2 separate regions of the Mus musculus genome follow, and region 2 is linked to region 1. The links are chromatin loops, found by intact Hi-C in ENCODE. Cell type or tissue: left cerebral cortex. All regions are shown on one strand. Links, peaks and the distances in the headings refer to the core of each region. The heading gives the core; the rest is flanking DNA.

The links. Hi-C counts contacts between places; a loop is a spot of excess contacts. Peaks named below come from ENCODE experiments on the same cell type or tissue, not always from the same donor. Only the 100,000 strongest peaks of a DNase experiment are listed, where the experiment ranks them.
Region 2: a loop joins it to region 1, with 2.6 times the contacts of the local background. A loop is called at or near these places in 2 of 42 quality-filtered maps.

The regions. Positions count from the first base shown.
Region 1 is chr11:93,267,353-93,278,274 of GRCm38, reverse strand. All of the region lies in intron 3 of Car10 (carbonic anhydrase 10), which reads right to left. Among named protein-coding and RNA genes, the nearest start is that of Gm35002, 32 kb to the left of the region's middle. In left cerebral cortex, for the core only: no CTCF peak of the experiment used is centred there; DNase peaks (open chromatin) are centred at 4,178 and 4,652.
Region 2 is chr11:93,179,885-93,190,806 of GRCm38, reverse strand. Car10 (carbonic anhydrase 10) reads right to left here. Exons shown (of 10, transcript NM_001361708.1): 3 at 5,651-5,725. Among named protein-coding and RNA genes, the nearest start is that of Car10, 87 kb to the right of the region's middle. In left cerebral cortex, for the core only: no CTCF peak of the experiment used is centred there; DNase peaks (open chromatin) are centred at 4,416 and 5,164; H3K27ac peaks cover 711 bases.

The DNA.
Region 1 (10,922 bases), core at 1,084-9,083:
TATTATCATCATGGAGGGAAGCATGGCAGCATGCAGTCGGGCATAGGGCTGGAGGAGCCAAGATTTCTACATCTTGATCCAAAGCCAGCCAGAAGGAGACTGTCTTCTGCAGGCAACTAGAGAGAGGGTCTCTTCCACACTGGGCAGAATTTGAGCATAGGATATGAAAGCCCACTCCCACAGTGACATGCTTCCTCCAACAAGGCCATACCTCCTAATAATGCCACTTCCCATGGGCTGAGCATTCAAACATGTGAGTCTATGGGGGAATACACCTATACAAACCACCACAGCTTGCATTTATATACCTTGGAACTTCACTGCTGACAACGCAGTGAGCATCACTTTTCTCCTTGGGCTCTGTCCACACACTCTGCCTACAGGGAAATATAAAAGCACCCCAGAACACTGATACACAGGTAAAGGACCAGCTCCTACCACAGGCTTTCTGCTTCTGTGGGCATCACCTGAACAGTGGGTAGGCATCCTTACTAGCTGGAGCAGCTCTTGGTCCCACCCACATACTCCAAACCAGACTCATCACAGCCACATGGAGGCGCCAGAGTCAGACACTCCCCAGAGGCCTGACTCCCCATTATCTGGAGTCTTGTTCAAGCTGATGCTTTTCTAGTTTCTTTTGCTTTTGGGGGGCATGTTAGCTGTTTCTGCTCATTGCTACTCTCATGATATACCAGTGTAATTTTCTTTGTTTTGGAAGAGCAGTTTTATTTTTATCCTTTGACTTTCTGAGTCTGATTAAACAATTATTTTATATTAAATTATCTCAGTTGAAATAATTGCAAGGTTTCCACTTTCCTGACTAGTCCCCAACTGATAAAATTTATTACTTACAATAGAGACGCAGAGGTTTTGACTACATTGTTGATGTTATGTTTATTTTGGAAAACACTGAAAATGTATGGTTAATCTGAATTTGTGTGTGTGTGTGTGTGTGTGTGTGTGTGAGAGAGAGAGAGAGAGAGAGAGAGAGAGAGAGAGAGAGAAATCACAGTTCTGGAGGATGTCCAGGATACATTAAGAGCTAAAAATAGGAGCTTTAAAATATATATAAGTAGTAGATATTTATTTTATAACTAGAGAAAAAGAAACTAGATTGTTAGTATACAGGAAAAACCTTTTTCTGTGATTCTACCAAGAAATTTTATTACTCACGAAAGTAGTTCATACATCTTAATATATGTTATCAAAGTAGGATAATTCTTATGCTCAGTATTTATCTGGGGCTATAATAACTGCTGTAGTTTATTTTAATAAATTTATTGCTTAATTAATTCATATTAAATATGCAATTTAATAGTATTTCTTAGTTGTTTTCCAATTAAGACCCACTTTTGATTTTTTTTCTCATCCTCAAACCCTTATATAATATGTGTGATTCAAATGCATGCATAGCATCATATTTAAAAATGTTATCCTTTTAGCTAAATATACCTAAACCCCAACTCACATTGAAGTCCACAGCTGTGAAGAATTAACAAAACCTTTAATTATTGCCTCACCCACACTTCTATTTTCAAGCCCATTCATGAATTAATTTTAACTCTGTCTCTGCCTTCAATCAAGCTGTAAATACCTGCCAGAAAAAGACAGTGTTTGAATATCTGCCCATATACTTGCAGTTTCTACATATTGGGTTCCTTTGTTAGAAATTCCTTGTAGACCTTTGAGGGTGAGCTTCTGAGACCCAGGCCACGAGGTTGGCATCAGAATGTGCTCAAGAGTCTACATGCAGAGGATGTTCATGTAGTGCAGAAGCTAAACCAGAATTCCTCATTAAGGCAGCTGATCTCAAGTTCATTATAAAGTAAGAGATGAAGATAATTAGGGAAGCAAGCATTGAGCAGGGTCGACAGTGATATAAACTAGGCTGATGTTCAATGGCTTTGGGCTAATCTTGGTGTATAATCTTGGGCATTGAACTAAGAGAGCTTCGTTGCCCCTCTGCAATCTGTCACGTATTTCTTAAAGGCAGTGGCTATAAAAATTTGCACAGTGTGATGTAATCAATGAGGAAGAAATGATAGTATTGAGTCCCTTTGTACATACATTTATTCAAAATTTACTTAAGCACGTTTTTTACCTTTTCAAAGATACTCAATAACAAACAATACCCTGTGTTGTTTAATTTGACCACATAGACCTCCTTACTGGTCCTTCTCTTAGTCAAGTATGCTTTACCTAACGGTCAGAATACTTCTCTATTAGCTAACAACTTAGTTCACATCTTCACATACTCCAGAGCTTTGCTTGAATAACACTTTCTCAGATGACCTTCCTGGACGCCCTATGTTTTTCATCCTCCCTATTCTGCAGAACACACATATTTGGAGTCACCATTTAATCTGCACATACATACTCTTCCTCCCTATTGTCTAGGAGGCTGACAATCAAATACATCTACTGGGATCCCAAATTGTCTAATTGTATTTGGTTGCACAGGAGGTACTAGATGGTAACAGGTCACATCAAGGTAGTAGATAATGAAAGGAGAGAGACCTTGGGAGCTTATTCTACCAGGAACTATCCACCAAACATACTTAGGTAGGGATAGGGGTTTGTTTTTTTCACTTCCCAGGCCAGACCTCTTGTTGAGAATCTTTCTATACTCAGTCCAGTAGGGTTTTCTTTGGCAGGGGTGGGTTGTGGTGGTGGTATCTGTTTCTTCCCTGGAGAAGTATATCCCTACTTTGGGGAGGTCAGAGCCCTCTCCCATCCCTGTTTCTTCCTCTTAAGCTATGCCTACCTTTTTGCAAATAACTCTTCATAAGCTGTCCTCAGATACTTTGAGCCAGCCATCTGTTCCTTTTAACTATAAAATCCCTGATGGTAGACATTTATCATCTGCTGTTGCTCACAATTATATCCTTGGGTCTCAGCATATAATATAGCACCCATAGGCACTCAAGTAGATTCCAGATACCTAGATGAATAATAATTTCCATCTGGGCCCCTATGCAGAGTTTTGAATATTTCACTTTCAAGTTACTTTCTGGACTGGTTGGTTTGTTTGTCAACCTAACACAGGTTGGAGTAACCTGGAAAGAAAGAGGATCAGTTGAGGAATTGCCTCCATCAGATTGGCTTTGGGCAAGCCTTTATAACATTTTCTTGATTTATGGTTGATGAGAGAGGGCCCCATACCACTGTGGGCAGTGCCATCCCTGGGCAGGGAGTTTCAGGGGGGATAAAAAAAGAAACAGAGCAAGCCATTAAGCATCATTCCTCCATGGCTCCCATACTTCAGTTCTTTGAGTTCCTTCCCTGACTTCCCTCAGCGATGGACTATAAGCAATAAGATAAAATGGATGCTTTTTCTGGTCTCCGTGTTTATCACACCAAAAGAAAGCAAACTAGAATACTAGCTTAGGGGACAAGCTATACCATTTTTTTTCCATCTGATTTTACTAAGTTCCAGACAAACTTAGACAAATTTCATCTAATGTAGAATTCTGATTATTTTCAAATCACAAGAAATAGGTTAGCATCAGATGATCTTATTTTGTAATAACAGCTTCCTCAGCAGTGGAAGCAGTCACAGAAAAGACCTCATTAGTTCACCTTTGGGTGTAAACTTTGAATTTAGAGATGTTTCTTTCATCTAATTTCTGCCTAAATGTTCCCACATCCCCTTCTTCCCCCAATAAGGAAGATTAAAAACTGCCCAAGAAAGCAAAGGTTTGGCTCATCCCCTTTTTCTCTATGCAGAACAGAAGAAAACCAAACCCAAGTTTCTCAACTCAGTCACTTAATTTGCACACAATGTTTCATCATCTAATTAACTTCTAACTTCTAAGGTTTAACTGCCAAAATCAGACTGAATAATTGTCTTTTCTTTAGTAACAATGTCCCTTATAGTAGATTGTCTAATAAAAAACAAATTTACCTTTTAAAATCAGGAACACATATGAGTTAAATTTTATTTATTTATGTTTGTCTTTGTTTTCTACTAAACATGTCCCACACTTAACTTTCTGATAGCCCGTATCATTTTTCTCCTGCCTGGGGTTTCTTTCTCTACAGAGTCACTACTATCCTAAATAGAACATGATCTTCAAGGCAAGCTGCTTGGAAGCTGCTGAGGCTGCCTCAGGAGGGGTGAGAGCTGAGTGGTGAGAAACCAATGACTCAAATCGAGGAGGGAGTCTGCAAACAGTGACTTCCACGTGCTAGTGGCTCTGTTCTCAAATGCTGTGCTCAGCACTGGCTATATATAGCGGCGTGAGTAAGATTTTTTTTTTCATGAAGTGTTAAGTTTCTCAAGCTGTAAGTCAAAACATTGTGCTAGTCAAACAGTCTTTGGGAAGGAGAACGAATTCATTGCCAACACCATTAAGATGGAGTTCCTCTTTCTGTAGCAATCAGAATGGACTACTTGTATAAAGAAAGAAGCAAATAAAATATTGTTCTTTTTTGTTTGTTTGTTTGTTTGTTTTTGTGGTTTGTTTTTCATGTGAGCTGCATTTTTCTTTTCCCTCTGACAGTAGTGGTACACATCCTAGGGTTGCATTTGTTTTTTTAGGACTGCCTTAACAACTGCTACAGGAAGGGAGGCTAAAACAAATGGAATTTACTTTCCACTGTCCTGGAGGCTGGCCGAAGTCGAGCTAGCAACTGGGTTGGTTTTCTCTAAGGATGCTGAAGGAGCATCTGTTCTATGTTCTTTCTTAGCTTCTAGTCATTTGCTTGCAGTTGCTGATTTTCCTCGTATTTTTTCCACGCACCATCCCCAAGCCAGTCTGTTCTCACTTTTACATGGTATTAAATTCTTCGTTTATAAAGAAAACATGTGCTGGATTAGAAATCCACCCAACTCTTCTATCACGCCATTTGAGCATACCTAGTTATAGCTACTATTTCTAAATAAGACCATTTTCGTTAGTCTTAGAGAATAAAGACGCCACATGTAAAATTTGGGAGAGGAACACACTTCAATATATAACTCATGGTAAAAGTTGACAAACACAGTCTCAAGAAGATGCTAGGAGTACATCTACTACAGATCTCCATTATCTTCTAGAGTCAAATAAAATGACTCATCCAGGCCAAGTTGCAGAGTAGGACTGAGAGCAGACCTATCACATGGGCGTGCATGGCTGTGCTCTTGTTGATGCTCTGTAAGCACATCCTGCTACTTTTAGCTCCCTCCTATCCCCAAATTGAATTTGCAGGAAACTAGTAGCTAAGACTCATATGGGAACCTCAACTCCAAGTTGATGAACCATGTCTTTATCAACTAGTTGTACAAAATCCTCTAAAAGAAACACCACCACCTGAATATTAGAGACTGCAATCCTTGGAAATTTAAGTGTCAGCCATGGTACCTGGCACCTGGTCTACACTCTAAGACCATTTGAATTATGAAGCTCAACTGATGTTAGTAGTCATAAATATTACATGGGCTCAGAGCTTCCATCCTATAAAGTGTTAACAGATCTACCCTCATCTGCTCCCTTTAAAGGCTTTGGACAGGAAAAGAGACTTGGACCCTAGGACGAGTGACTGTTAACTAAGTATTCCAGCTCTGCTGATAAAACTTGTGAACTATCTCAAGTTTGGGTTCAAATTCCAGTGCCCTTTCCTGCATTCTTACAGCAAGTAAAATCAACTAAAACAAGCTTAAGTTCAGAGATTTTTTTTTCTGTGTCTCTCTTGGGAGACTCTCTCAAGCCAACCATCTTTCCCTAAGCTTCTCCAAGTACTTGAGGCATCCGCTACTGTGCACTCAACAGATGGTCATAAAATATGAACAAATGAAGACAGTTCATCTTCAGACCCCAGGGAGTCACACAGCCACAAAAGCAGAGGATTTGAATGGGCTTAGAGGATTTCTAAATAATGCCCCTTGCTTTACAGATAAGAAATCTAAGGCTTTAGGTCCCAGAGAGAGTTAAAAACCCAGATAGCCTGACTTCAATCCAGCATTCAGATGGCTTGCAGGATCTGGCACTGATTCAATCAGAGAATGACCAGCTGGAAAAATGTCCTGACCAGACGTGTTCATCCCCCTTTCTCTGAGGGCTAGGAAGGTCATTAAAAATGCAGGAGAGAGACTGCAGAAGAGCATAATACTGTGCACAGCATTATTCAAAATCATTACATTGGAAGCCCTGGTGCCTGTGGCAAGCAGAGTCGCTTCTGTGAACGGGGATGAAAAGAGGTCGTGGGTTGCCGAATGAGGTGTCTTTCTATAGAGACCCCATTACAGCACCAGAGGAGAGAGCATCCGTACCTTCCAGGGAGTCTGTGTAAAAGATAATGTATGCTTCGTTTCTGGCCGTCAAGAATCACAAAAGAGATAGGGAGTTGGAGGCCCTATTACTGATGACCTCTCTATAGAATCCAGTGCATCTCATTTTTAAAAATAGCCTGGCTCCTGGGTGGAGTTTTTGATGGGCTTCATAAGGGAACTGAAAGCTGTAGGGAAAGTCTTGGTCTTGAAAAGAATAAAGAGGAAAAAAAAAAGACGGTAAGGGAAGCAAGAAAAATGTTGAAAAAGAAGCTTGTCTTACTACTCCTAAATCTTCCTGTCCTCTGAGTCATTTTTGATCTTTTGCACCTCCTCGCATGCAGACGTGTTCCTTCGCGGCCATTTATCACAAACTTTCTCCACAGCGCTGAACAGGTTGGATGCTCATCACTCCTGGAGGCCCTTGCTATTTCCGTGACGGCGGTGCATTCTCACTGGCTTGGCTTTGAGGTACTTTTAGGGAAATCAGCTTCCTACCCTGCTCCTTTCCTGTCTATATAACTTCTTGGCTTTTCTGTACTTCCTGCTCCTCTAACATGCCATTGGCTGCACACTTTCTCAGTCATGCCCCCCGTCTTAGCCAGGGTATGATATGTTTCTCTATGGATCAACCAGCTGTGCATAGTCTGATCATTTGTTCAGCATTGTGCCTGTGTTCTCATAGACCAAGTTCATTCATCATCTCTTATGTGTAATGTTTGACTGAGTGAATATATCTTTAGTTGCCAGACATTTCAGACTTTCTCTCTCTCTCTCTCTCTCTCTCTCTCTCTCTCTCTCCCTCTCCTCTCTCTCTCTCTCTCTCTCTCTCTCTCTCTCTCTCTCTCTCTCTCTCTCTCTCTCTCTTTGCATGGCCAAAGAGAACCATGCAACAATGCACAGGGTGACACTATACTTATCAACAAAATCAGGAAGCAGAAGTGGTGCCACCCCAGCACCAGATAGGCCCTCAGGGAAACAATTATGGAGACATCAAAGTAATATCTTCAGTTGTGATGGGAGATGTACAGCTCCTTCTTGTTCAGCAAAAACCTTTAAAACAGTTTTTAGACCTGTAAGGAAGTAGAGGGTGTTTTTCTTTTTAAGATCCACACCAAAAGCAGAGGGAAACAAGCCAGCCTGTTTTGGGAGAAATACACATGTCACGTGGGTCCCCTAAACCTCTGCTGAACTCTTTCAGATCTTAAGAATGGAGGCAGGAGATGCTGCTCATGCTGTTACATAAAGGGGTAAAATTAAGTCCAAAGGGAAGTTTATCTCTCCAAATCCCCATTCTTCTGTATCCAGCCATGGTCCAGGTTGCTCTAATCTGTCCTTGAAGTAATAAACTCTTAAATAAACAAACCCAGGCGGCACAAGACATGGTTATTTTTCCCCCGAGCAGTTTTTAACTGTGTGTATAAAGATTTCTGCAGAATAGAAGAAAATAGCCCAGCTTGACTCTTTTGTAAGCTAATTAAAGTAGAACCTAGGCTTTTATTTCTTAATGATTTTATACAAATTGAAAAGCATGTGTGAGTGTTATTATAAGGGTTCAGACCAGATACGAGATGCCTTGTACCAACTTAGTTCCCTCAGCCTTTACTGGCACACTTTCAATTAAAATCATTTTCTTGCTGTATATTAGGGAAGTATATATTCTCACAGGCATGATGGTGCAACATGGAGGGAAGTGTGGCTCCTCTTTAGATGCTGCTTGCTGTTTCTTCAATAGCCATGGTGATGGTGGTGGGGGCATGAGGGGAGAAGGAGAAGGAGACGGAGAGCAAGAAGGAGAGGGAGATAGAGACAGATAGAGATGGAGATGGAGACAGAAACAGAGAGCTAGCTCTCATTCCTAGAAAGAATATTGGACTGAGTGTGGAAACATGAAATAGTAAGTGCATTTGCACAGAAGAGGCATATGAGCGGAGGCATCAAGTGGTACCAAGTTCATTGTTTTCAAGAGAATCCAACAATTGTGCATCTTTGGAGTCCAGTTGCTATAGTTTCATTGATTCTACCATTGCCCACATCACAGCATGCCAAATTAATAAGTCAGTTCAAGACAAAGCAAAAATGGATTTCCCCACATACATGTGTGCTACACTGACATATATTCAGCTCCCCAAGCATGCTACACATTCCCAAGCTTTCTTCAGGCTGCTGCTTTGAATGGCACTCCCTCCATTCTTCTCTTGTCTCCAAACTAACAAATCCTTAAAGTTCACCTAAAACATGAACTGTCCAAAAAAAAAAAATCTGTCACTGTCCTCCAAGGGTGGATCAGCCCAGTTTCCCAGAGAAGGATTTTTCTGCCTGGATAAAATACAACACTCAGTGAGGTCTGACAAAGAACCTCATAAATTGTACATGTGTGCCCTCTCCTCTTAGAAGACAGGGACTCCGGTAATTCATCTTTGTATTCCCCTCAGTACCTGCAAAGCACACCTACACAGTAAGTGTTCAGTGTGGATTCATGAGTTTGGTAAGTGATGTGCTTAGGAACAGTTGTGAAGGACATATAGCAGGACACATAGCATTAGGAATTACAGCCATCAGCATATTCTGGTAGGACAATTGCCTCAAGTGAATATAAGTTTGATTCTATTTAAAATAGTGTGCTTCATTCTCCCTCCTCCTTCTACTTTGCCCTCTCCCTTCTCTCTTTATCTCCCTCTATGTTTCTTTCTATTCTCTCCTCCAAAACCCTAGTCCTTCCTTTCCCTCCTTTTCCTTGTCCTCATTCCCTTGCCTCTCCTTCCTCTCTATCCCCTCCTTCCTCTCTATCCCCTCCCTCCTCCCTTTCTTCTCCCTCCTCCCTTTCTTCTCCCTCCTCCCTTTCTTCTCCCTCCTCCATTTCCTCTCCCTCCTCCCTGTCTTCTCCCTCCTCCCTTTCTTCTCCCTCCTCCCTTTCTTCTCCCTCCTCCCTTTTCTCTCTCTCCTCCATTTTCTCTCCCTCCTCCATTTCCTCTCCCTCCTCCCTGTCTTCTCCCTCCTCCCTTTTTTCTCCCTCCTCCCTTTCTTCTCCCTCCTCCCTTTTCTCTCTCTCCTCCATTTTCTCTCCCTCCTCCATTTCCTCTCCCTCCTCCCTTTCTTCTCCCTCCTGCCTTTCCTCGCCATTTCCATGTTGTTCATCCTTCTTCTCCGTGTTCCTTCTCCTCCCACTGCCATTGATTTGCTTGGCTCTACTAAGGGGTCTTAGGTTCAGTTCATTGGGAAAGATACCAAACCTTGCCCATTTGAGTGGGTGTGTGAAAATATTCCTCATTAATCTCTTTCACAAGTTGAGTTGAAAGCAGGCAGTTCTCTGTCAGACTCTTAACTGATCTAGATAGAACCAGGTGATATGTTTGCTTTTATTACGGTGAGTAAACTGCGCAAAAGCATGCCCAGGAGAGAAAGCTGAAAAGGAAAGAGAAGGATGCCAGATGTAGAATTTAAATCGGAATTATGATTTTCTTAACTTTATGGCTCACTGTATTGCTTGAATTATAAATGGCATTCTTTAGGTAAAGGTTTCTTTGACCCACTTTCCTATGTCATTTATATAAAAAGACAAACATAGTTGATTGAGACACCCTGCCGAGGAGTTATTTTAAATTTCAAACCTATTTGAACACTGTATCATGGTGTGATACAGAGGCCAAGCAGCATACAAACAGATAACCACATGGAAGTGAATAAGAGAAGGAAGGAATGCGAGTGTCAATCAAAAGAAACATACCAGTTCACTTAGCTTGGCTCCAGTTTGGGTTATAAAAGAGTAAGTGTAACCGCCTTTCACTTCCTAGAGATCACCAATGAAATGTGAAGAGTCAATTAAGGACTCAGGAGAGCAAATAATAATAGATGCATTTGGAAAGGAAATAAAAATAGGCAATGCAAGCAGTATGTGTCAATCTGAAGATGGGAGGAAGAAGACCATTGACCCTTAACATCATGACTGAATTAATCAAAGCAAGCTTTTGTTATTCAGTACACTGACTGCTGCCCCCTAAGGTGGGGTTTGAGAGGTCAACATTGGATATGTGGAAGACAAGGTTTTAATAGCTCAGGGGTAGGGGTTTCCACATGGGAGATTTGGCTGGCAAAACAGGTGGGTTTACAGGAACAGAACATAAGCGTAACAATTTACTCATAGTGACCTCTTGAAACAAAGACATGGTTGCAATGTAGTCATAGCAACCTTTTTTGAAATAAAGGTAAAGTTGCAAGATAGTTATTAACTTTTCGAAACAAAGATATGATTGCCATTCCTGGAACAGGCAGTACAGAAATATTGGAGTTAAGGTTACAGGTGGAGCCTAACCCAGTCCTTGAGAAACAGAAGTTTAATCAGACAGGAATGAACCTAGCAGGTCTTTACTATAAAATGGCTTTTATAGTAAATTTTTATAAAATGCCTAAGATGGAGGCAGGCTGGGTCTTTAGTGGTACTAGGTTTATTGATATTTTCTCTTTTCTTCCTAGTTTCTTAACTTAGATTCCAGAAACCTCAAAATCCCATATATTCTCACCAGGTACAGGCAGGGGAAATCCTTAAGAGAAACATATTTTGTTTCCTCCATAGAGGACCAGGAAGATTTTATGAGACGAAGACTGGAGGGAAATCTTGACCTACCTCCAGCAGCTCCATCCTCCAACATGCACAAAGAGCAGACAATACACTTGA
Region 2 (10,922 bases), core at 1,189-9,188, 88 kb after region 1:
AAGCGCCTTTAGGCTCCAGAGTATCAATAGATACATCACTTCATAATCAGACCCTGCTTCTCTGTAATCTTAATGCCTAAATCTCTTCTTGCTCCAGGGATGCATACACATTTTCAGGCTTTCAAGTCATTGGCCATCTTGCTTCTTTTTCTGAAATATCATTTCTCTTCCACCCCTATAGAGTGCTACTGAACCTCATGGCAATACCTCCCCTAGGATGTCCTCTTTGCCTTCTTAGACTTGGGAAAATTCCAAACACTTTTGAGAGGAGTCTTGGAAGTATTGTAAGATACCATTCATTTATCTGTCTGTCTCTCACTCCTTCCAATGATTGATGTAGAGCTACGCGCTTTAGGACCATGTACCAGGGCCAAATATAACTTTGAAGAAAGCAGATCTAGGGAAACCATTCTGGATCATTGTGCTGAGGGCCCCGGGCTAGTGATATGGAGCGAGCCTTATAGGTGTCAGACTCGAAGATGGGTTTTCACCTTCTCCAGAGCTTTATAAGGTTGGAAAAAATACATGATCCATGCGTTGTCATTCATGGATTCAGATGGGGAACCAAGCCCAGATTCTTTGTTTTAGGATACTAGGAGACTTCTGTGTAAACTTTAACCCATAAAGCAGATACGTGGAAGCCCAGTGACTAGATTACTTTCAGCAAGTGACTCACCTACTATATTAAGGCCTCAGAAGTTATGTCATCTCTTTATCGAGTACTAGTTCATAGTATAGTGTCTCTTCCTCCAAAGGGAAGATTCTCATCTTTGTAACAGAAGTAGAACGTGAATAGACAGTGTTTGGCACATATTCCAGAAGTGTGTTAAAGACATGTGTGTATTTACACTAAATTAAAAATGTGTTATATACATGTGATATATTTATAACACACAGTTTATTATTTAATAAATATAATTCAAATGGTACTAAACAAACTCTCTGTTAATTCCCCAACAGCACAGTTAACCTAATAGTGTTTGTTTTGTGTGTGTGTGTTAATATATATTTCATAGATATTTTGGTTTTGTTATTGAGGTTTCATACATTTATGCAATTGGATTTTAGTTATTTTTGTTCCCCCATCCCTCCTCTCATCTCCTACCCCTCTCTTTGATGCACTTCTTTCAACAAGTCCCTCTCCCATTTTTATGTCTTCCTTTTGTGTGTGACTGAAGGCAAGTGGCTTGTTACTGAGTGGAATCTATGTAACTTGCCTGTGGCTACACCACTGAAGAAAATGGCATTTCCCTTCCCCTAGCAACCTTTCATTACCAATAGTTTGAGCCCATCAGCATTTTGTCATGGGTGGCGTAGGGGCCCCATAGGGTTTTTTTGTTTGTTTGTTTGTTTGTTTGTTTGTTTTGGAGATTTGTTATCTGAACAATGAAAACAAACTTGTTTTTCTCTCTGATCTTCAATTGAATGCAGTTAATTTCTACTATAGCTAGTTTCCCAAAACACTCCTTTGTGGCAGGATATTTTGTCACAGTGTGAATCCCAGGAAAAATTTATTGGAAAAACCTGTTTCTAGTTATGGTCTGGATCAGCCCTTAGCACACATCTTTAATCCCTCTGGCTAGAATATAGACAAGCCCTCGGGACACACCTTTAATCCAAACCAACAAAGGTAAATTTAGTTTGTAGAAGGAAGCACCCATGTTTGAAAGTAGTAGACAAAGTAAGCAATCAGAACAAGATTTGGCAGATTAGGATGTGCCCAACTCTCAACGAGAAGAGAGAGGAAAGGGAAGGTTCTTAAGAGATCAGTGCAGGCAAGAAAGAGAGGAAGGAGAAAGAGGCAGGTTTTACTGGGAGAGTTTTACAGAGATATGTTGAAGTAAGAGCAAGCTAGACACAAGCAAAGGCAGAACGAGCCAGGGAGTGAGAAGGAGCCAGAAGATTAGAACAAATTGCAGAGTTAGTTTGATGTCAAGCAGAGCAATTCAGGAGAGGCAGAGAAAGCGAAGCCAGAGTGAATCAGACAGCTTGGAGGAGAGTTTGAGCCAGAACAGCTGAGTCGAATCCTCCAGCCAGAGATCGGAAAGAACTAGAAGTGAGCTTATGCAGCAGCAAGTCTCAGAGGCTGAAAACATTCTAGGCCTACATCAGATTGTTCAGAGTCAAGAAGCTTCCAGGACTAGGCCTAAGTTAGCAGCCAGAAGCAGCGAGCCTCCAAGATAACAATTACATCAAGAGAATCAAAGTTACTTTTACACCCAATCGATTGATCTGCCAAAGATTAGACATATATCATCATTCTTCCCCTTCCAGAAAGTAGTGTCTAAAGCCCCGTGTGGCAAACAAAACTACCTTGCTGTGGCCTGTGAAACCCAAGCATTCTGGTCTCTTCGCTAGTTCTACTTAGGTTCTGATTTTTAGGAAGGCAGAATCCACCACTCTTGAATGAAGACTTCACTCTTCTTTGAACTTACCTTAGATTCTCATCCTTCTGTCCATTGAGTACTGCAGATCATTGACAAGACCACCCAACGTCCTTCTCTCCTTTATCTTTGGACACTTGAATCTATAAAACTACATTGAATGGGAAGTAACAGAGAACCCAACACAAAGTACCTCTAGGAGTCGGAAGTTGGTAATCTCACTGAGTAGTGAGGCAGTTCCATGGCTAAGTAACCCTAAAGTGATCCATAAAAGGCAAGGGTTTGGGGCCAAATGAGATTATCCAGCATATAAAAACATTTATAAACACAACAGTCTAAGTTCAATCCCAAGACACTATGGTGGAAAGGGAAATCAATTTCTAAAATTTGTTCATTGTCCTCCACATATGTATCATATAACATGCATGTGCCCACATATTCTCTCATTCTCTCTCTCTCTCTCTCTCTCTCTCTCTCACACACACACACACACACACACACACAGAGAGAGAAAGAGAGAGAGAGAGGGGGGGGAAGAGAGATTGCACACAGTATAATAATAAGATGGTTTAAATAATAAATGGGACCTTCTTAGATTTCTATTCTACTGTCTTTAGTGTGACTAGTGGCTTTAGTGCTCAAGCGTGTGTGTGTGTGTGTGTGTGTGTGTGTGTGTGTGTGTGTTTTGTGTGTGTGTTGGTCACTTATTCAGAGAAAGAGAAGTAATGGAATAGGGGAAGGGAGGATATGGGAGTGAAAGAGAGGTAGGGGAGGGAAGGAATCAGAAGATATATGATTTTTAGAGATTGATTTTGAAAATTGTTCTCACCTAGAAATAACTTCAACAGCAACACCAGGGCACCTCTGACCAAATGTATGGTAGCATACTCTAGCCATTACATAAATTAGCCATCACAATGCTGTTGGCAAAAACAGAAGGAAACCCCTGTGGATTATAATTAGCTGTTGGAGGATGAAGAGTCAAACAAGCTGGGCTTTGCCTGCTAAGGTGGGGTCTAGTAGACAGCATCAATTGAGCTGGTTAACAAGAAATTGTGAAATGCACTATGGAGGCAGAATTGTGGTTATCAGACCTATGGCTGCACTGGTTCTCCAGTGCCTTGTGTCTATGGCCTAGCTTGCCCTTTAAATGGTGAATTAAGTTTGAGTAAGAGTTATGTACCAGTTTCTCTTCATTAGTCCCAAGCAAGGTGCTCTGCTTCTTCAAAGTGTTTCATAGATGCCACCCAAAGATGGCCAAAGTAGGGCATTCTGGCACTGAATTATTTTCTTGCCACTGCTGTGGCCTTTATGTGTTTCTTTCCATCACAAGTGCTATAGCCACAACATGTATGCAAACCAGGCTGGAAATGAAGAAAAGTAGAACTCTTCAGTCAGCAGCAAATGAAGAATAAGAATTCTTTCCATGGTTGCCTTAGCAGCATCATGTAAGTCTGACTAGAATTTTGAACATAGATAGAGATAGAGATGGAGGTGGAGGTGGAGGTGGAGGTGGAGGTGGAGGTGGAGGTGGAGGTGGAGGTGGAGGTGGAGAGAGAGAGAGCAAGGATTCAAGTACTATAAGGCAAAGAGGCAAAATGACAAAGACACCACACATTGCTATCTAAGGACAAGTCAACTTCCACAGAGGTAGAAGTGATTTAAAAATGAGGGACTTTCCTCAGTTGTTCTAATCCCATACTCATAAGTTCATGGTATATAATGATCATTATAGCTTCTGAGCTACTGTGAGTATAGCCAACAGTTTCTCTTGCCAAAATATAAATATTTCATATCATTGAGAGGGATGTCCCCCCCCAATTATAATATCAAATGATAGTATCTATACTTATTTAAGCAGACATAGCATATGTAACTTACATTATTGCCATTAGAAACCTGGTCACTTCTGGGTGAGTTAAACTCAATTTCTGTACACAGTGATCTGGAGAACAATGTGCCATGTGCCGTAGTGTAGTTGTGATGTTAGGAATGTTGATTTCCAAGGCTCTCCAGCAGCCAGCTGGCGTTTTTCTGAGTCACCCACTATCCTTTACCATAAGAGACCTTCTCCAATGAAAACCCTCCAGCAGTACTCACTGTTGCCTCATGACAGAAATGAAAACAGATAGGCTTAAGGGAATTTTACAAGTTCCTTCTCTTTGCACAGTTTATATGAAAAACTCTAAGGAAGAAATAGAAATGTAGAAAGGCAAAGCAGTGGAGCATAAACTGGATGACCTGGAACTCTGCACATTTGGCCTGCCACCAAATTCAGAACCCTCAGCTGGTTCTTTTGATCTTTTGTTCTGAGCACCAGGCTGAGTGAGGACCATACACTGACACTCTTGTGGGCTTCCTTTCTGTCTCTCTCAGATCTAGTACATTAAGAATACTGTGGGATATGCCATCCTTCCATGCCTCTTTCCCGTTAATCTCTTGTTCTTTCCTTTGCTTCTGTCCCTTCTGATGTCTTGCAGGATGACCTATGGTTTTTATGGTTAATACAGGTTATTAATTCTGTCTATTATGTCAAGAATAGGACAATTACAAGTAAGAGAAGTGGGAGAGACAGCTCCCTCTGCTCTCCTTCTCAACTCAAGTCACGTTGCTTCTGGCCCTAGCCTGCCTTTGCTTCTCAGTCCAACGCCTGCATGCTGACAGTGTCCAGTCATTTCTTTTTATTTTTAGATGGTTCTTGGCTGGATCTGCTAAGTCTTGAGCAGGCATGCTACCACAATGACATCAGTAACAGCATGCATTCCAGCAAGCTTCACTGTCGTGGTCAGACTGTTCAGACAGACTTCCCGTGTCATTAATGTGGAGAACAGTCCTCACTTTATCAAGTGTGGGCAAACAGCTTCTGCTCTCAGTCTTGTATCCTCCTCCTTTCTGGAGGAGGCTTCTATTGATGGAAGAATCCTAGCATTGCCAGTTTACATAGAAGAATAATGTGTTCCTTTTAAGTTGCTGCTCACATAACAAGACTTCTCTTAATGTAATAGATTTCCAAGCTTAAGTTAGACCAAGTTGACTTTCACCATATATTTCAGACCATGTAGCAAATGTGACATTGTAGAAATAACATTAGTGTTCATCCAAATTCTGGGCTTTTATTTGTTTGTTTGTTATTACTTTATTAGTACACAGGGATGAGGTAATGTGGGCTAAATGGATGCGTGGGGCTTTGAGTATTTCTGTCTCCTTAAAATGTTTAAGGAATAAGATTTTTTTTTGAAAAATAGATAAAGTAAATGTGTATTTACCTGGAACAAAGCTTCCCTGGACCACCTCCTTGTATGCCCACCAGCCTTCATGGATTTTTGGTGAATTCTGTTGAGCTAAAGGAGAAACAAAGAAGGAGGGAGGTTAAGATGTAGCACAGGAGTCATGTTGCACGGTTAAGGGAAAATAGTAAATATCCAAGACATCGCCCTTTCCTACTTCAAGGCGCAAATCCTTCAGAATCTCCTTTTATTTCTTTCTTCAACTATACCACTAGCATGTAAATTTCTTATTGTGGTCTTTTTTATAGTTATTTGGGTATTCTTTTAAAAGTTTTTATTTAAAAGGATTTTTCATACAATACATTTGATCATACTCTTTTCTACTCCTAACTCCTCTACATCAGGAACTTCTGTTTCTAAGATCCTCTATACCTCTCTCCCCATCCAACTTCATGTTCTCTATCTCAAACATAAAATGAAATATAACAAAAAAAATCGACAAGAAAAATAATAATAATAATAACAACAACACCCAAAACTCTGTATGGGTGCTTCCCAAAGCTGCACACTCATTAAAGGAGGATGGCCTGCCTCAAACACAGGAAGGTCCACCTTATTAGGTCAAGGATATAGGAATAGCTGTGATTTTCTGCTAGAGCCTTCTAACAAGCTCTCAAGGGATTTGCATAATTTTATAGCAGGAAAGACATAGTGATCATGTATTGGCTTATTTAACTTCTGTCTTCTTGACTTCTACACATGCACACACACACACACACACATACATACACACACGTGTAAAGATACATCTATGCATACACACATATAACTTGTTGTATACATGTGCATATAGATCTCAGAGAGTATGTAAAACTGTGCCTTTGCTTTTATTAAATAGTATTTATTGAATATTAATTTTTATTAAGTTGTATTCATATTTTAGATCTTAGTTTACTGAAGATAACTCAAGAGATGCAACCAGACTGGTAATTTGTTTGAATAAGTCAACCAGTAAGCCTTTAGTTATTGTCTTAGTTTCATTCAACTTCCCCTTTTAAAAATCTCAACTCTGAGATGGATCATTTTGTGTTACAAATGATGGGCTCATGGCATTGGACTTGAAAACAAGGCTTGGTGTAGACAAGGGTCTTGCTAAATCCCTCTGGGTTTCTGATGCACTTGTAATGTTTTTTCACCTGCCTGTGAGACTGGAACCCTGCTGCTGGCAGCACTGTGGTGTCAAATAAAAGGGAATATGAACTAACCAGTACCCCACAGAACTCTATCTCTAGTTGCATATGTAGCAGAGGATGGCCTAGTCAGCCATCAATGGGAGGAGAGGCCCTTGGTCTAGCAAAGATCATATGCCCCAGTACAGGGGAATGCCAGGGCAGGAGTGGGTAGGTTGGGGAGCAGGGCAGGGGGAGGGTATAGGGGACTTTCAGGATAATATTTGAAATGTCAAAGAAGAAAATATCTAATTAAAAATGGAAAAAAAAAAGGAATTCCAATCTGAGACCAACAGTGGGGTTGGGGACTTTAGAAACACACAGAAGAGTGACAAAGGACCCATTTGTAGATCTGGAATGTCACCAGCTCCAAGTTGTTCAGTGTGAATCTAGGGAGTGGAGGTAGCAACATGTACCAGATTCCTTGGCATCTGAATTCCTGTGTGGTACAGCGTCTAGATGTTTCTATTGTACTTGATGTTCCTGAAGGCATGACCAGCTCTAGAAAACAGATCCAGAAACCATTAAATGGATTGACAAAGAACATACTTCTGTGCTAGAGAAAAATGGGTTAAAAATCCAGGAAGCCCTTTGATGTCTTCACCGTCCCCTGCTCTGAGCCCTACATGATAGACAGCGCATCCTTCTCTTCCTCAATATGTTGAAGGGCATGACTGACCACAGGCATAAGAGGAGATTCCAAAGGCTTAGTAACTCAGGACACAAATATAGAATATAGATGACGCATGATACACTCAAGCCTGATGGCTTTTTTGGGGGAGCATTTTGTAACACTTAGCTGGGTGCAGATTAAGTATAAGTCATGGGTAATGCAACCTATCAAAACAGATCAAAGCGGAATCTTGATCTTTTATTAAATGAAATTCGATTTGGACCCTGCTGGTCCTGTAGCCAGCCTGGAAAGGACGGGCACTTCCACAGGCTTGAAAGCAGTGAACCTGAACTTCATCTACCTGCTTTGCATTAGAGAGAATCATAAGTTATCTTTATCCCAGACAAAAATTCTCAGTCTTATCAAAATCCACACACCTTTATCTTATCAGAACAATAAAGAATAAAACAAACAAACAAACACACAAACAAACAAACAAGCCATAGCCTTCTTTCTTTACTCCAAGGGCCAGTTTTTAGGGATTGTCTTCTATGTCTTTCATAATTTAAATAAGAATTATGGAGAAGACTCAACAATTTGTGTCTTAATATATTTTTTCCAAATTAACTTATAAACTTGTTTTTAATTTATGTTTATCTGTATCACTATATGACCCTATGTGTTTGACTATGGGGGCCAGAGGAGGATACCAGAGTCCACAGAGCTGGAGTTACAGGAGGCTGTGATATACTGATGTATGTGCTGGCAGCTGAACTCTGGATAAAGTAAATGAGTTCCACCAAGTCCACCAAGTCCTCTCTCCAGCTTCTCGCTACAATATAGTTTTCTGTTTTGTTTTTGTTTTTGTTTTTTTTTAAGAATTGTCTTAGATGGCCCTGGTATTCCCCTGTACTGGGGCATATAAAGTTTGCAAGTCCAATGGGCCTCTCTTTCCAGTGATGGCCGACTAGGCCATCTTTTGATATATATGCAGCTAGAGTCAAGAGCTCCGGGGTACTGGTTAGCTCATAATGTTGTTCCACCTATAGGGTTGCAGATCCCTTTAGCTCCTTGGCTACTTTCTCTAGCTCCTCCATTGGGAGCCCTATGATCCATCCATTAGCTGACTGTGAGCATCCACTTCTGTGTTTGCTGGGCCCCGGCATAGTCTCACAAGAGACAGCTACATCTGCGTCCTTTCAATAAAATCTTGCTAGTGTATGCAATGGTGTCAGCGTTTGGATGCTGATTATGGGGTGGATCCCTGGCTATGGCAGTCTCTACATGGTCCATCCTTTCATCTCAGCTCCAAACTCCGTCTCTGTAACTCCTTCCATGGGTGTTTTGTTCCCAAATCTAAGGAGGGGCATAGTGTCCACACTTCAGTCTTCATTCTCCTTGAGTTTCATGTGTTTAGCAAATTATATCTTATATCTTGGGTATCCTAGGTTTGGGGCTAATATCCACTTATCAGTGAATACATATTGTGGGGGTGGGTGGATATGGGGGACTTTTGGTATAGCATTGGAAATGTAAATGAGTTAAATACCTAATAAAAAATGGAAAAAAAAATAAAATAAAATTAATAAATAACTTGAAGTCAGTAAAAAAAAAAAAAAAAAAAGAATTGTCTTAGATGATATATGTTTTGATCCTGCCTTTGTCCCTTTCCCAAATTTTCCCATATCCCTCACCCTCCCTACCAACTTTATGTTCTTTCTCTTTCAAAAAGAAGTGAAAACAAAAGCAAAACAATTAAGAAAAAGAAAAACAAAACAGAACAAAACAAAGCTACAGAGGCACATGACTGGGTAATGTACACAGTGAGAGACTTGGGAGTTCTCAATCCTAAATGATATGTCCTCATCAAATCCCTCCCCAGAAAGGTCAAGGATCTATGAGGAAGAGGAGCTGGGAAAATTGTAAGATTTTCTAGAAGTAAGCTAGAAATTATAGATTACTCCAAGGAAATAGTGTCTTCTGGATACAACAAGTAAGATCACAAACAGACAAACAAAAATCAACAATAACAAAAACAGTCCATATTAAAAAAAAAAAAAACCCATGGAGTTAATTTTGTGTTGGCCAATTACTTAGCATGGGATCAACCACAGTGTGTGGTTGATATACCCAGTGGCAATCCATTGGCGAAAACTGATTTTCCCTTTGCCAATAGATATCAATAGCAAATAGCATCTTAATTAGGGGTGGAGCTTTGTGTCCACTTCCCTGTTTCAAGGCCTGGAACCCCATCTGGCTTAAACTTGATACAACCATTTCTGATAAGTCATAATTGCATCAATCCTGCTATATCCAGAAGACATGGCTTCCTTGGAGTTACCTGTAAATTCTGACAATCTTTGTACCTCCTCTTCCTCATAGATCACTGAACCTTGAAGGAAGGGGTTTCACAAAGACATCTCATTTAGGACTGTGTGCTCCAAAGTCTCCTACTCTCTGCACATCATCCAGTTGTGTTTGCTTCTTTTAATTCCTATGTATTGTGAGAAGAAACGTCTCTGATTCTGAGAAGGGTTGACTGAGGTACTCATGTGGGCCCCAACCTATGTAGCCCTGCCAACTTTTTATTATAGTATTTGCACATATTTCAAAAGTTCAATAAAAGCTTTAGCTGTAGCATAATCAAGCAATTAAAGAGATGCAGCTTATTACAGTACCATTTCAGTGTGTAAAAGCTTGGATACAATACTCTACAGAGCAGTGATTAGGAAACTAGCTATTATTAGGAAGGCTTGTCTCACTGCCTATTTGTGTAGGCCTCAAGAGCCAAGAATGGTCTCTCATTTTTAAGTGGTTGAAAAATAATAAACAATAGCAATTACATGTGATGTGAAAAATGTATAAAATTTAAACTTCAATGTTCACAAATCATTTTGGCTGCTTACTGTGTGCATTTGATTACATATTACCCACCAGCTCCTTTCTTGGCAAAACAGACATCTGAGAAAGCTGTAAGAGAAACCATTTGACTCATGAACCCTAAAACAGTTCCTCTACTATTCCTTACTCAAAAAAGAAACTTGTGAGAGTCAAAGTACACACATAAAATTTTAAAAACAAAGAAAACTACTATGATGAAAGCAACATCTTAATTACAATTGCAACTCCATAGGAAAGTGACAAAATACATGATTTATAACAAAACATTGTATGTTTTGACATGGATACAGTTGGGCATGACACACTTGAATATAAAGTGAAGAAATTGGATGCTGGATTGAGCCATGTACAACTAATGCCATGGTGTTGTATGGGAGGTTTCAGAATCATGGCCTCACTGACAAAGGTGATTTCCCAAAATAATGAAGAACACACCTTGTTTTTATTCCTAGAGCATTTGTATTGTTAAAGGAAGGCAGCTAGTAAAACTATGTAAAAAGATATTTGTGTTCACATGTGAAGTGGAGCCTATGGCTCCAGACAACCAAAACATTTCTCACTCACTTGA